2 separate regions of the Homo sapiens genome follow, and region 1 is linked to region 2. The links are chromatin loops, found by intact Hi-C in ENCODE. Cell type or tissue: A673. All regions are shown on one strand.

Region 1 (8,000 bases), 560 kb after region 2:
ATATAGTTTCACTGGCAGCCAAGTCTAAATAAAGCAGAGCCCCAGCGACACCCCAAAAGAGGCAGAAGGTGGTTGGGTACACTCTGACTAATGCACCTAGTTCCATAGTTTCTCAGCTTCTCCAGAGGTCACTTTCTTTGCACCAGTGAAGCATTGAAGGTAGCAGACACCATAGCAGGAAGAAAAGAGAGGATCCCTAAGACAAAAGAGTCTTGGCAGCTGCTGGGAAATTCCCTAATATCCTAGCCATGGGTCAGCTAGCCATCAGCAACTAGTATTCACAGGTGGCCCTATGCCCCATCTGATAGAAACCAGACTGGCAGGCTCAGGCCCTGGAGCATACAGCACTCACCATACGGGACACTAAAATTGTAACCAGCAATTGTAAGTGCTGATTGCATAGTTCAATTAACAAAAGCGAGGTCCAGTAGAGAGAAAGTGACTTCATTGACCAAAACTAATAATGGACAAGTGGCCAGATTCCCATCCAAAATAACCATGTCCAATTTCTAGGGAAAAGGCAGGGGGCTTTCAAAGGGAAACTTAATATGGGAGGCATGCAGGAGTTGTGCTGGTTACAAGGTCTGTGTGTCTTGTTTTGGTGTCTATCTTGGGTCTTTTGTGTTGTCCCATGTTGATGTTGGGGTTAATAAAGCCACTTTATGCCAGACCTTGCTCTTATTAATTGGACTCTGTAAGTGGCAAGCAGCCGGATTCCATTTGGTTACGACTGTATACTAATAGGTCGGTCTATCTATCTATGTATCTATGTATCTATGTATCTATGTATCTATCTATCTATCTATCTATCTATCTATCTATCTTATTTTATTTTTTTGAGAAAAATTTTTATTTTTTTGAGATGCAGACTAGCTATGTCACCCAGGTTAGAGTGCAGTGGCACAATCTCAGCTCACTGCAACCTCTGCCTCCCGGGTTCAAGCAATTCTTCTGCCTCAGCCTCCTGAGTAGCTGGGATTACAGGCACCTGCCACCATGCCTGGCTAATTTTTGTATTCTTTAGTAGAGACGGGGTTTCACCACATTGGCCAGGCTAGTCTTGAACTCCTGACCTCAAGTGATCCACCAGCCTCAGCCTCCCAAAATGGTGGGATTACAGGTGTGAGCCACCGTGCCTGGCTGGCTTGTCTATATTTGATAATTAAATTTGATGATTGACTTAAAAGTCAATAATATTTTTAAATAAAATGGTGTCAAAATTTATAAACTGTACTCAGATGTGCCAAAAATAAATTGCATTTTTAATTTTTTGGTAACCATTCTCATCTTGCTCTGAAGAATCCGTTACCATGTTAGGAAAGGGGATACCATGACAAAGGGAGACTTTAGGTAGCAAGTTATAAAGATGATTCCATACAGTTGAGCTCTACTGTATCTTTTGGGTAAATGTTTAGTCTTTCAGGGCTTCTCCTTTCTTCTTGTACCTTTCCAAAGCTTTTGGGTTAATGACTTTCAGTTTCAGTATGGGAGGGGGTTCCATCCCCTTTGGTAGACCGCATTTGCATAGAGATGAGGGTGTAAGGGAGACCTGTGTCAGGGCTGAGGAGGTTGGTAGTGGTATGTGCTAATACTCTTTCTCCTTAACTCTTCCACTAACTGTTATGTAGCAGCAGTTATTTCAGACCTGTGAAGAGCATTTAAAGTTGAAAAAGAAGCCATCTTTTTGCCCTCTACAAAGCCTGACTTTAAAGACTCGAAAAAGTTAGCTTTGGGCTTTGAATCTGAACAAAGACCTTTTAATTTTAGGCTGTATTCTTCTTTTTCCCCAGACATAAGGAAAATGCTTTGACTTTAATAGCTAAAAGGGTTTAGTGAAAGAAAACTGCTTAAGGTTAAGAGAAAATGCCTGAGAAGATAGCTAAATGTACATTGTTCCTTCAGCTTAGGAGTTAAGAGGATATGATTTCAAAGGCAGATAAAACTGGATTAAAAACCCGGTTCCCTTATTTATTAGCTCTGTCATCTTAAGAATGTTATTTGACATTGACATCTTTGAGCCTTGGTTTCCTCATCTTTGTAAAATAGGTGACTACATTTCTAAAATGAGGATTAAATTACTTAATGTATGTGAAGCATTGTGTGCTTTACACACGGCAGACACGTAAGTGATAGTTATTCAGCAGACTTCAGAATTGCTTTCAAAGGAAAAAAAATGAACATGACATTGGATAGGTTAGTAATGTTTAGGATATTTTATATACACATAAACATATATAAAATGTATAAATATATAAATATGTATTTCAAGTTTCCTTGGAACTTGAAATATATATATTTATGGATATGTATATGAAATATCATATATGAAATATATGGATATTATATATATGGGTATTTCAAGTTCCAAGGAAAGAAACATGTCCTGATATTCCCTCTAATTGAATTCATTGTAAGGATGCACAAGAAGTAAAAGAAAAAAGCAGGTGGGAAGTAGGGAAGAAGAGGAATTGCAGTAGTTGTGATAAGGTTTGGCTGTTTGGTAGCCTGAGTGTGAGTCTAATTCTTGCAGTCTGGAAAATCTTACTAACAGAAATACAGACTTAATAACTATTTCCTTCTAGTTGATCTGTATTGCCAATAAAGTCAAATATAGTAATAGAGTAAGATCAAGCTCATAATGTTATTTTAATGAATAAATGAGAGGTGGTGGGGTGATCTTGATTGTTTCTCCCTGTTTTTACTCAGGTAGTGAATGGAAAACCCGTTATGAGACACAACTTGAATTAAATGATGAACTAGAAAAGCAAATTGTTTATCTCAAGGAGAAAGTGGAAAAAATCCATGGAAACTCTTCAGGTACAAAACCAATCATATGTACATTTTATAATTTGAGTTAAAACTGATAAAACATTAAGTGCTCATATTTGATTTATTGTAGATAGACTATCTTCTATTCGTGTCTATGAACGAATGCCAGTGGTGAGTAGAAATGTGATTAAACACAAAGAATAATTGAAGGAAATTATGTCTATTTTTTCCAGACGTATTTCAAAGAGAAGTTTGAAGACTAGCGCAAGGTCCAAATAAACTGTTTTGTTCAAGGGATCTGTTTGAAGGACAACAAATAATTTTTGAGTAGCTATAGGTGGAGCACTAAGTTGCCAGCTATATTCACAGGTGTCCTGAAGAGCAGAGCATGTATAGATATTGCTTTTTGAATCACCGCCAACCTTCAGAGAAAGATATAGACAAATACTGTGTTTTTGCTAATAATGAATTGAGGAGAAATAAGTCCTTTTGCACGCTTGTTACTTTCAACCCAGACATGCCTTTATTTCCATATCTTGGAAAGTCAGGAATTTTTCTAACTCGAAAAATTGTTTTCCCATGTGCTGTCATAGAGTTATATCGCCCTCTTGTGGCATTTAGAAATAGTTGCTAGGGCTATGTTAAGCTTAGTGCCTTTTCTTAATTGCAGGTAGAATTTTATTACTACCTACTGGATATAAAATATTCTGTCTACCTGCTTCTTGATAACTGAGGCTCAGTCCTAGCTCAACAGAGTGGGTATCACCACCCTTGTGGAGAGTAGCAACAAGTGCTGGTATGACTTAGTAAAATACCTTAGGGCATATCTAAGGAGCGTTTAATTGGTTTTCTAACTACTACCTGAGACTCTGGAACATATTCATGTTGGAAAAAATACATTTATTTTCCTTGATGTATTTGTGTTATTTTTGAAGAAAATGTGGTTCTCTAAGAGATTTAATAATTTAGATCCAGAGACAGAGAATTATATTTCTCCACAGTAAAGGACTGAAGAAATATTAGCACAACGAAGAGTGGGACCACAGACCAAGCAGAAAGGAAAGAGAATGAAAGTTCAGTATAAACAGAACTGGTCCTCTCTATTCTCTGGACAGGTGCTTTCATGAGTGTTTGGTACTCATGAATCCAAGAGGGGTGTGTCTGAGCAGCAGAGATTAGAAATCTAATCAAGGAGTCAGCGATAGAAGTGTCCAATTACTAAGCAAAAAGCATTGGGATCCAACAATCCTATATCCAGTCAAGAGACCCTCTTAGCTAAGGACAAAACTAAGTCTTATTCTTTGATATAAAGAATAATATTTGTGAAATTCAGACATATAATTGTGTAATGCAGACATATTTTTGGCTTCCTGTTAAATTGACAATTAGGGAAAAGGGCTTAAATTAGTTGCTTTTGTGGGATAGAGTATGAATTCAAATACCATCTGTAAATTTCCCGATTCTTTATCCTTGTTGTGGATTGTTTAGTGTTTAGGAGTAATCTGTACAGACATACTTATGAAATTGATGTGTTAGTTTGAATACTAATTTTGAATAATTTCAAACTACAGATTTGCTTATGAGTAGCAAAAGGATGGGCACTCGTTGTTGACTAGTATATGTGTAATATTTTATATGTTATTTGACAAAAATGTATAAAATGTTATCTTTAAACTATATCATTAAAGTGGACTTCATTTTAATATAATTTTATCTCTCTTTTATTGTGGTAAATATACATAACTTAAAATTTACCATTCAGCATTTCTTTTTTTTTTGAGGGAGGGTCTCACTCTGTCACCCAGGCTGGAGTGTAGTGGTTCAATCTTGGCTCACTACAGCCTTTGCCTGCTGAGCTCAAGCAGTCCTCTCACCTCAGCCTCCTGAATAGCTGGGACTACAGGCTCATGCCACCATGCCTGGCTAATTATTGTATTTTTAGTAGAGACGAGGTTTCACCGTGTGTCCCAGGCTGGTCTCGAACTCCTGAGCTCAAGCAATCCACCTGCCTCGCCTCCCAAAGTGCTGGGATGACAGGTATAAGTCACCACACCCCGCCTGTTTCAGCCATTTTGAAATGTAAAGTTCAGTGTGATTTTAATATTTTAGAAAAAATTATTCACATAAGTGAGAGTGAAGCTTTAGTCTTTGTTCTGATAATAGGTTGGTGCCTCCAACTTTTTTTTTTCTTGAGGTTCACTTTTCTCCTCTGAAGGTAAGATACGTTATATTATCTTCTAAGTGTCTTTCAGTGGGGTAATTTATTAAAATTTTATTTTAGCATGATGTATCAAGGGTTGCATTTGGCAGAATGTAAGAGAAAGGTTTAAACAAGTAAAGTTTTTTTTTTCTCTTTTCTTTTTTTTCCTCATGTGACAGAAAGTATGAGGTTTGCAGTCCAGGGGTGGTGCAGTGGCTGTATAATGCCTTCAGGAATCCAGGCTTCCCCTAAGTTTCTACTCTGCCATCCATTTGTGAGTGGCTTTTGTCCTCGTGTTTAAAGATGGCTGCTTCGCCTTCTCAGCTGCTTCACGTTATCATTCAAAAAAAGACATAGGTGAAGGAGAAATGGTAAAGGTGAAAGCCGGTCACGTCTACTCCCCTTCAAAGAGCTTTCTAAGATGCTGCACCCAGTAATTCCCCTTGACATTTCATTGGGAGTTAGAACTGTATCATATGGGCACCTTCGTGTGCATGACAGGCTAGGAAATATAGTGTTTTACTGAATATACAGGAAGAAGAGAAGAGTGGATTGTGAGCGTACAGTTGGCTGTATCTGCCACACACAAAGTCATTTAAAGTGAAGGCATTTCATTTTATGTATTCATTCAATTCATTCATACATATTCGTTCAACATGTATTCAGCTGATATTATTTGGAAAATAAAAGGTATAGAAAAAGAATATCATAAAATCAAACATATCCACTGTAGACAGTTCTGTTTTTAGTAATTTTTGTATGCATACATATTGATTAAAAAGAACAACCAAATAAATAAGTCAGCCAACAAACAAAGTGAAAAAGGATTACAGCTAGTTTTTATTGTTGTTTAAAATATAATTATAACCTTACCGCATGGACAGTTTTGAATCCTATGCTAATTGGGGTAATTAAGTCAATTATTTCATATGTTATGTTCTCTTCATGTGCATTTTTCAATGATATATTATGTTCCATTGTGTTGGAATGTGAATGTTCAATTACTTTTCCCTATAACTGGGTATTTTAGGTTGTTTCTGGTTTTAATTTTGAGTTGAAACCCACAGAGTGTATTATGGCAAACAACTCCATATTCTAGTATTTATAAATCTTCAGATCTTTGTCCCTTTTTGACTTTAAATGTTTTAATGAAAACAATTTATAGAGTTGAGATCCCTTTTATTCTCCTCCCTGTCTTCTTTTTGTTTCCTTTTTATAGGCAAGGACTACCATGAATTTGGTATATATTATTTCAGTTTATTTTTAATATCTCTCTACATGTTGTATGTATAAAAATGCATATAAAAAGTATCATACTGTGCATATCATTCTTTTACTCATTATTTAATTCCATTCATGTTAATAAAGATCTAGTAAATTTTATCAGTTGTATAGTATTTCATTATATGTGTATATCCTTAGTATATTTACGTACATCATGAATTACGTAAATTAGCCTATTTACGTACATCATGAATTTTTCAAAATCTCACTATGACAAGCATTGCCACAGTGAATATCTTTATATGTGTCTTTCAGTGCAAAGTGTTCCTCTAGGCTTAGCAAACTTTTCTGTAGATGGATAAATAGTAAATATTTTCAGCATTGCAGTTGTATGATCTCTGATCTTTGTTGTAGCTATTCAACCCTGCTGCTGTAGTATAAAGGGAGCCATAGACAACACCTAATTGGTGGGCTGTATTCTAAAAAATCTTGGTTTACAAAAACAGGCAGAAGCTGAATTTGATCTTTAGGTTATAGTTTGCCAGCCTCTGCTTTAAGGCAGTGATCCATAAACTTTGGTAGGTTATGGAATCACCTAGGGCACTTCATAAAAATACAAAGGCCAAGTCCTGTCCTTCAACCTACTTGCCACCTCTATATTTTTATTAACTCTTCAGGTAATTCTAATAAAAAAGTTTGAGAACCACTGCTTCAAGTATACATGTTCTTAGAAGTGGAATTTTAAAATCATAAGATAGGTAGATTTTCAAATTATTATAAAGTATTTCTGGGTCAGTCTGTCTAAAGACACCCCAGCTCTACAGTTAGTTCAGTATGTCTGGAATAAATAAGAGGGATGATGAGCGATGAAGCTGGAAATAATATGCAGGGGCTAAATAATAAAGGGTTTGGTATTCATGGTAGGGAGTGTGAATTTTTTTTGTATATGATAAGAAGCTATTGAAATATTTTATATAGAGGTTGAAAGATCCTCCCACCCCCACCCCAACCACCATGAAGAAAGGATTCCTCAGGGTGGGTTAGAATTGAATCAGAGAAACCAGCTAGGATGCTTTTGTCGTAGTCTAGGTAAGGGAAGGTGGGTTTTTTTTTAGCTTGGGCAGTATTATATGGGGATGGAGCAGAGGAGACAGATTAAAGATCTATTTAGGAATGAGGATTTCATGAATACTTAGATATTGGGTAAGACTGCAAGAGAATTTAATGACAATTGAGAGTTTTGGCTTGAATAACTTCATGGATTACAATGAACAGGATAATAGAAATTGAAATTAGGATGTTAGGAAATGGTAAGTTTAGTTTTGTTTGTGTGTATTACACAGGTGATAGTGGTTTGGAAGCAACTGAAAATAGTTTTGGATTATGGAAAGTTGCTTCTCTGAAAACAGAGATCACCAAGTCATAAGTGTCACATGCAGTCATGAAACTACAAGGGATTGCTCAGGAAAAATATGCAGTCTGAAAAATAGAATTGAGGTTGAAACCCTGGGGAATGCTGACATTTAAAGTGTTAGGAGGCAATTTAGGGAATATTATTGAGAAGGAAAAATATTGAGAAAGGATGGGGGGACAACTGGAAGAATGGTATCACAGAAGTCAAGAAGGGGAAGGCTTTATGAATGTTCAGGAAAAGAATGTTCTAGAAAATTCTGCTGTAGGAGAGGATAAAACACGTTGTCCAGAGTTCAGGCAAATTATTCAAAAGCGAAGAAAGAAGTGCCAATTAGAGGCTAGGACATAGGAGAAAATGTGATGTGGTGTGTAGTGGAAGAGTAGGGGTGAGAAA
Region 2 (8,000 bases):
ATAACTAATAAAGCAGACATGCTAAGCCTATAAATACATCAGCACTGCAGCACACGTTTAAGGTTGCCACGGACAAGGATCACACAATAGAGAACACTGTAGTAACATTTCGGTCTGCTCACAAGACCCAGAACATTGATCAGTTTTTGTTGTTGGTTTATTATTTTTCTGTTAAAAAATTGTGAAAAGTTTGTTTTAGCTAGATGATATTTTAATAGCTGCGAGTGCTTTGGAACTATAAAGATGTCACTACTTAACACATATACCTTATGTTTTGTTTTGTTTTGTTTTACACTCAGTATAAATCAGGAGAAGTTAGCCAACCATCTAGCATTTAGAATCCTCTTTTTTATTGTCTTCTAAGGATATGGATGTTCCCATAACAGCAACAAAACAGCAACAAAAACATTTCATAAATATCACTTGATAGACTGTAAGCACCTGCTTAACTTTGTGTCCCAAATATTTAGTGTGTATATATATATATATATATACACACACACACACATATATATTCAACAAATAAAGCAAAATATAACATGCATTTCACATTTTGTCTTTCCCTGTTACGATTTTAATAGCAGAACTGTATGACAAGTTTAGGTGATCCTAGCATATGTTAAATTCAAATTAATGTAAAACAGATTAACAACAACAAAGAAACTGTCTATTTGAGTGAAGTCATGCTTTCTATTATAATAACTTGGCTTCGGTTATCCATCAAATGCACACTTATACTGTTATCTGATTGTTTATAATAAAGAATACTGTACTTATATGTCTTTTGGCTCATTTTTCCTGTAAACCTCATAGAAGATTCACTGTATGTGGGTCTGCAGCTCCTTAAGTCAATTAATTTTAAACCATTCTATTTTGAAAATGGGATGTTAAATTCCACATGCTATAGAGAAATTAGGTAGTGGTTTTGAATTAAACACCTTAGAATAACCGTCATGAAGTATAGTTCTTGAAGATACTTCACAGTAACTTTAGAAAGGATATATGTAGAACCTTTTTCTGGATAGTAGCAAATACGTGATATTGCAGTATATAGGAAAGAATGAGCACTTTCATTATTGTAAACATCTGTACATTGCTACAGATTGCCTATTAGAAAGGTGCTAAAAGGCAACTGGTGAGGGAAAACTAAGATGAAATCCAAAGAAATATGAACACATCATCTAAAAATGTAAATTCTCAATTCCTTTCATCTAAATTTCCTTCTAATCTTAAAAAGGAAGGGGAAACTCTATTACCTATAAGCAGCTTTCTTATTTACTTGATCAGAGTTGTCAATTTTTTTAACGAAATGGAGCTCTGTATTCAAAAAAAGTGTTTTGTGGAACTCCAAAATAAAAACACATGAAAGATATGCCTGTTTAGATCCTGGTGGGGACCGTGAAGCCTCCAGTTTACACTGTAAGTTTCTGGAGAGCAGTGATTGTGTCTTGTTTGTCTCCCATGGTTCCCGACCCTGTGCTTGCATCTAATATTTGGTATTGGCATTTCAAACACGAATACACATTCTTTAAACATATCATGGTACAGACATAAAATACTGTCTTTAAACATCAGCCCGTCTTAGAGAAGAAGTATTTTCATCATCCTAGACTCCTTATATTTACTTGTCAGATAGTTCTTATGCATCAGCAGGCACTGTAGATACAATGACAAAGTTTCTACTTTTAAGGAGCTTACCATTTTGTGGAGAAAGGTGAACAAGTAAACCAATAATAAGCAGTGTGCTGTCAGCTGTGACAAGCTGCTGGGACCACCGAGTGACATCTACATCAGGCCCTGGGTGAGTACCAGGGAAGGCTTCTGGGCCGATCCAAGTTGCCATCCTTCACGGCAGTTCTCTTAGTAAATCATCCCAGGCATTCCTAAAGCAGGTTAGTGCCTGCTGTCTGTGTTCCCATAATACTTTGTGCCCATCAATGGTCAGTATCAGTTCCTGCACCCCACTGTTGTTTACTTATCCATCTTTCTGCCAGGCTGGGATGTCTTTAAGGACAGGGATTCCATTTATTCATTTTCAGCATTTTCCAGCTACTGTTTGTTTAGAAAGGCTTTTGGGGATCACATTGTAAAGGCAGAAATGGTAGTTATTTTTAGCTCTTTCTTTAAAAATATCCGAAAGTATTTAGCTTCTCCTTTCAAAATAAAAAGCATTGCCAGTCCGCAGTCCGGCCTGGGCGACAGAGCGAGACTCCGTCTCAAAAAAAAAAAAAAAAAAAAAAAAGCATTGCAGGCCTCCAACTGCATATCACGTAACCATGCACAGCAGATAGGGATCAGAAAAGCGTGCTTGTGATTTATTTTGGAAATAGTTATCCAGCTGCATAGCAGTAGCAAGGAAAAGTAGTTTTAGCAATTAAACAGTTAAAATTGCTTTTATTCTAAGTATTTATTTTCACAATGTGAATTTGAGTATGAGAAGCATAAAGAATTTTGATGTTATAACACCAAGTTAACAGACACTAATTCTGAAAGTTTACCTCCGCATGATCACTGATGGTTCCATTATTTGCATACATCTAATAAAAATGTTAGGCAAGGCCTCAGAATGACTCTTAATCTAAATGCCAATGTTAAATGGAGTAAATATAAGGAAAATTATATTCAGTTTGGTTTTTAAGCCAAAGAGAATTCACACCTGCAACGTGTTCTTTGAAGAGAACGCTTGCAAGTGGCAGGCTAACTTCTCTCTAGTCTCATCATTTAGGAAGGAAAAATTATCAAAACAGGCCAGGAGCGGTGGTGGCTCACGCCTGTAATCCCAGCACTTTGGGAGGCTGAGGCGGGTGGATCACCTGAGGTCAGGAGTTCGAGACCAGCCTGGCCAACATGGTGAAACCCCGTCTCTACTAAAAATACAAAAATTAGCTGGGCGTAGTGGAAGGTGCCTGTAATCCCAGCTACTCAGGAGGCTGAGGCAGGAGAATCGTTTGAACCCAGGAGGCGGAGGTTGTGGTGAGCCGAGACCGTGCCATTGCACTCCAGCCTGGGCGACAGAGCGAGACTCTGTCTCAAAAAAATAAAAAATTAAAAATAAATAAAAATCATCAAAATAATCCATTGATATTTAAGCATAATTTCAAATATTCTGAACATCATGCTGTAAAAGTGTTTTGTCTTTTTTGATGCCATAACAGCATATACTTTCTTATACATTCGGTCTTCAAGCTAAATACAATACCATTTTACAATTCATTTGTTAACACACTTGCTTTTCTTGACCCAATTATTTTAAAACAAATTAAATATAGCCCATCACTAAATGAATGTGGAAAGTGAAATTTGTCTTAATAAATACTGAAGGGTATACTGAAATGATTATAGTACAATGTTTGAAACATGTTGATATGCAATAAAATATTTTAAACAAAATCATTTCTTTCATACACCATGAAAAAATGTTAAATTGATTTTTTTCTAAGGGAGTTTGTGAGATTATAGATTACCGTGAAAGGGGTTTGCAAACAAAAGTTGGCAGAGTTCCTATTTGTTTCTCCTGGTTTGGCATAAAAAGGAAATACAAAGCTCAGTGCTGAAGGACAAGAGAGGGCTCTTCAACTTGCTGAAGGAGTGGAAAAGAACTAAAAGGAATGGAAAGAACTTTTGTGAAACAATGATCCATTGGCATTATACCATATAAATCATGATGGCTTGACATAAAGGAGAGAGGCAGAAATAGGCAGGAGCTTGGAGGTAAAGGGTTTTGCATACTAAACTGAGACATTTGAACTACAGGTTCTTAAATCTACAATGACAATTTAAAGCATTGCTACTAGTTACTTTAAAAAGCAACAGTCTATGATAGACCCTCCTTGGGGCCCCCTGAATCATGATCCCCCCATCCTTGCTCCAGACATGCTACAGATTGCTTTGGAAAATCATGTTGGAAGACATCTGAGAATTTGGGAGTTTAAGGCTCCAAATTGTCCCACTGCTTATAAGCTTTATCTCTACGAGTTTGGTTGAGGTTTAGAAAGCTTTGGGTAAGCACCAGAGGGCACTCAATGTACAATAAATATTGCATATTCTAACTTGAGGGAAATGGTTTTTTGATTCAGAGTATGCAATTGGCTGGGTGTGGTGGCTCATGCCTGTAATCCCAGCACTTTGCGAGGCTGAGGCGGGTGGATCACCTGAGGTCGGGAGTTCGAGACTAGTCTGGCCAAAATGGCAAAACCCTGTCTCTACTAAAAATACAAAAGTTAGCTGGGTGTGGTGGTGTGTGCCTGTAGTCCCAGCTACTTGGGAGACTGAGGCACGAGAAGAGCTTGAAACCGGGAGGTGGAGGTTGCAGTGAGCCAAGATTGTGCCACTGCACTCTAGCCTGGGCAACAGAGTGAGGCTCTGTCTCAAACAAGAAAACAAAGAGTATGCAATCATTTTTCTTACAAGTATTATAGCATACAATCTAATTGGCCACTATTGTGTATACTAGCTAAATTTATCTTTTAAATAAGCAAGATACTAAGCAATGCTTGCCTTAGAAACGTAATGAGATTCACCCCCTACCACTGGAAGACTTTTATTAATTTCCTGTTGCTGCTGTAAAAAAGTGCCACAAATTTTGTGGCTTAGAACAGCATAAATTTATTTTACAGTTCTTACCCTTACAGTTCTTGAGGCCACAAGTTTGAAATCTGTCTCACTGGGATAACGACAATGTGGTGGCATGGCTAGTTCTTTCAGGAAGCTCTAGGGGGAATCGTTCTCTTGCTTTTCTTTTTTCTTTTCTTTTTTTTTTTTTTTTTTTTTTTTTAGCTTCTGGAGGCTGCCTGCATTCCCTTGGCTGGCTATGCTTTTCTTGAATCTCTCTAACCTGTTGCTTCCATCATCACATCTCTTGTTCTTCTGTAAGCAAGGGTTCCTCTTATAAGGACACGTGTGATTACATTTAGAGCCCATCCAGATAATTCAGGTTGATCTCTCCATCTCAGAATCCTCAACTTAAGCACCTCTGCAAAGTTCCTTTTGCCACATAAGACAACATCAACAAGTCCTGGAATTAGTACATGGATATCTTGTGGGGGCATTATCCAGCCTATCACAAGACTCTACTACTGATACTAGAGGGAGGCAGGGAAGTGCTGGGTAGAGAAGGGTGGGGTCCCCAGGCGAGGGCTCCACGCTCGGGCCTGTGCCCACAGACCTAAGTGAGAACAGGGATTCCTGTTTTCGCACCCAAATGTTGCACTTCCCAAGACCACTATGGCCTGCCATGCCCCCATCCCATGGCCCTAGAAACCTGAGACCTTAGCAGGCACAGACACAAGTGGCTGGACATTGAGAGGAGCAGAGAAAGAGAGTGGCAGAGAGTGACAAAGAGCGGGAGTGGCAGGGCGGCATGGCAGAGAAGGAAGGAGGCGTCCGTCTACCGAGAACAGCAGGACTCCAGGGGAAGATCACGTTCCCACTCCATCCCCCACTTCCGGTTCCGCATCCATCTCGCTGAGAGCCTCCACCACTCAATAAAACCTTGCACTCATCCTTCAAGCCCACGTGTCATCCGATTCTTCTTGTACACTGGGCAAGAACTTGGGATACAGAAAGCTGTTAAACTGGCCACTGCCCTTGCAATAAGGCAGAGGGTCTATCGAGCTGATTAACATAATCCTTCTGCAGACGGCAAAGCTGAAAGAGCACACTGTAAGAGACGCCCACTAGGGATTCGGGAGTCACAGACAGCCATCCCTAGACGCTGCCGTGAGGTCAGAGCCCAGAAGCGCTCCCCACGGCCTCTGCACCTGCCCGTCTGCATGCTCCTCCTAGGGGTTTGAGCAACAGGGAAACCAAAAGAGTGAGCCATACCCATGTCGCATGCCCCGCAAGGGGGATAAGGGAATTCTCGTTTCACTAGTTATCTTGCGCTCTAATCAGAACCATTATCAATGGAAGTTAATGGTTAAAAACCATTATCTATTGTTAATGTTATTAGATTGTATCCATTTCCTTTAACATAGGGTCCTTCTTAACAGCTGTCAGCTGTCCAATAAACCAAGAATTTGACTGACTTACTGTGTAACTACGGTAGGTTTCACTTCAGTGACCTCCAACGAGCCACACACATCCCAGTGTTGATGGCCACCCACATGACTTTGGGTTAGCTATGTGACCTAATTTGGCCAAAGGCATGTTAGCAAGCATTATGCGAGCAGAGGTTTGAATGAGTACTTGCACAATGGGGCATGTCTTCCTGGAACAGTACTCTTGGGAGCAAGCCCCCATGCTAGACTACTGAATGAAGAGATGTCTGTGGGTCAGGTGCAGTGGCTCATGCCTGTAATCCTAGCACTTTGGGAGGCCAAGGCAGGTGGATCACCTGAGGTCAGGAGTTTGAGACCAGTCTGGCCAACATGGTGAAACCCAGTCTCTTAAAAATACAAAAAAAAAAAAAAAAAAAAAAAATTAGCCAGGTGTGGTGGCACATGCCTCTAATCCTAGCTACTCAGGAGGCTGAGGTAGGAGAATTTCTTGAATCCAAGAGGCAGAGTTTGCAGTGAGCCAAGATCGCACCATTGTACTCCAGCCTGGGCGACAAGAGCAAAACTCTGTCTCAAAAAAAAAAAAAAAAAAAAAAGAGATGACTATGGACAGAGGCTCTGGAGAAGGGGCCAGCAGAATCTCTAAAGGCCCAGATAGTAAATATTTTTGGCTTTGTGGGCCATGTGGTTTCTGTGATTGTCACAACCACTCAGTGCTACCACTGTAGTGCAAAAGCAGCTGTAAATAATACATAAGTGAATAAGCTTGGTCATGATTATGTTCCAATAAAACTTTGTGGACAATGAAATTTGAATTTCATATAATTTTCACATATCACAAAATATTTTTGTTTTGAATTCTTTTTCAACTATTAAAAAATGTAAAAGCGGTTTAATTACTGCAAATGTAAAAATTACTGCTCATGGCAGTACAAAAACTGAGCATGGGTTGGATTTGCACAGGGGCCTTTGGTTTGAAGCCTCCAGCTCTGGAGGATGGGAGGTCATCTTGACTGTCCAGTCACAGCCACACTCCCATCTGAATGCGGCCTCATGAGATACCCCAAGCAAGACTACCAGAAGAAACTCTCAGCTAAGTTCAGCCGACCCACAACATTGTGAGGAAAAAGAAAAAAAAAAAGGTTGTTATTTGAGCCACTGTGCTTTGGGGCTTTTTGGTTATCTAACACATGGAAACAGTAGCCAAACCTGTAGTTGTGCCTATCATTCAGGTGTTTGGAATGTTGATAAACTTTGCCTGCTGTTCATCAAGAGGTCTCAGGTAAGCAGCTTATCACAAAATACAGGCAGTACCTGCAGTTTATTATATGGTTGCTACTCTGGTTCTGATCAATATCTTGTTCAACTTGCTATGCCTGTATGTCAGCTATTTAAGAGATTTCTGTTCAAAATTCTTACTTCCTTTTCCAAGATCATGTGAGAAGGCTTGCCATTTTGGTTGCTAGAAATAAACCCATCAATTCCTGCCTCCTATTGATAGAGGCATGAGAGAGCCAAATGCCTAGGCAGACAGGGAAGGGTCCCCAGAGAACCTCTGACCCATCCAGGTCATTGTGCACAGGGGGCTTGCCTAAACACGCCCACGGTGAAAAATTCTGTCCCTTAACAGGTGCACAATATCGGAAATAAATCAATATGGAATGGCTCAGACTAAGGGCTCATATGCACACTGAGGGAATGGGGTGGAGCCACCAGGAATTCATGCCTTATGCAGGGGAGGAGCCTGGTCTCTTCAGCTTGTTTGTGGTGACCTGGTATTCAATTTGTGAGGTGGGAGCCTACTGGTGGCCCCCCCCCCCCTTTTTTGGTGAGGGTTTTCTTTTCACTTAATAAATTCTGCCCTCTTCACCTTTCAATGTGCCCTTGTGCCTAACTTTTCCTGGCTGTGAGACAAGAACCCAGATTTAGCTGAACTAAGGAGCAAAAAATCCTGCAGCACTATTATTAACACTAGGGATGAGCTATTACATTTCCCAGCAAGGG

Evidence for each region. A loop is a pair of places that touch in the nucleus more often than their neighbours do. Peaks named below come from ENCODE experiments on the same cell type or tissue, not always from the same donor. Only the 100,000 strongest peaks of a DNase experiment are listed, where the experiment ranks them.
Region 1: it touches region 2 in a loop (6-fold over the local background); 7 of 110 quality-filtered maps call a loop at or near these places.

What each region holds. Positions count from the first base shown.
Region 1 is chr13:36,278,409-36,286,408 of GRCh38, reverse strand. CCDC169-SOHLH2 (CCDC169-SOHLH2 readthrough) reads left to right here. Exons shown (of 16, transcript NM_001198910.2): 2 at 2,707-2,817. The coding sequence starts at 2,803. CCDC169 (coiled-coil domain containing 169) reads left to right here. Exons shown (of 8, transcript NM_001144981.3): 3 at 2,707-2,817; 4 at 2,900-2,940. Among named protein-coding and RNA genes, the nearest start is that of CCDC169, 15 kb to the left of the region's middle. In A673, a CTCF peak has its summit at 3,387 (motif pointing left); a DNase peak (open chromatin) is centred at 3,348; H3K27ac peaks cover 497 bases.
Region 2 is chr13:36,837,609-36,845,608 of GRCh38, reverse strand. It overlaps SMAD9 (SMAD family member 9), which reads left to right. Exons shown (of 7, transcript NM_001127217.3): 7 at 1-778. Among named protein-coding and RNA genes, the nearest start is that of RFXAP, 22 kb to the right of the region's middle. RefSeq lists an enhancer at 4,755-5,489. In A673, CTCF peaks have their summits at 3,986 (motif pointing right) and 4,697; DNase peaks (open chromatin) are centred at 3,618, 4,028, 4,668 and 5,448; H3K4me3 peaks cover 359 bases; H3K27ac peaks cover 5,647 bases.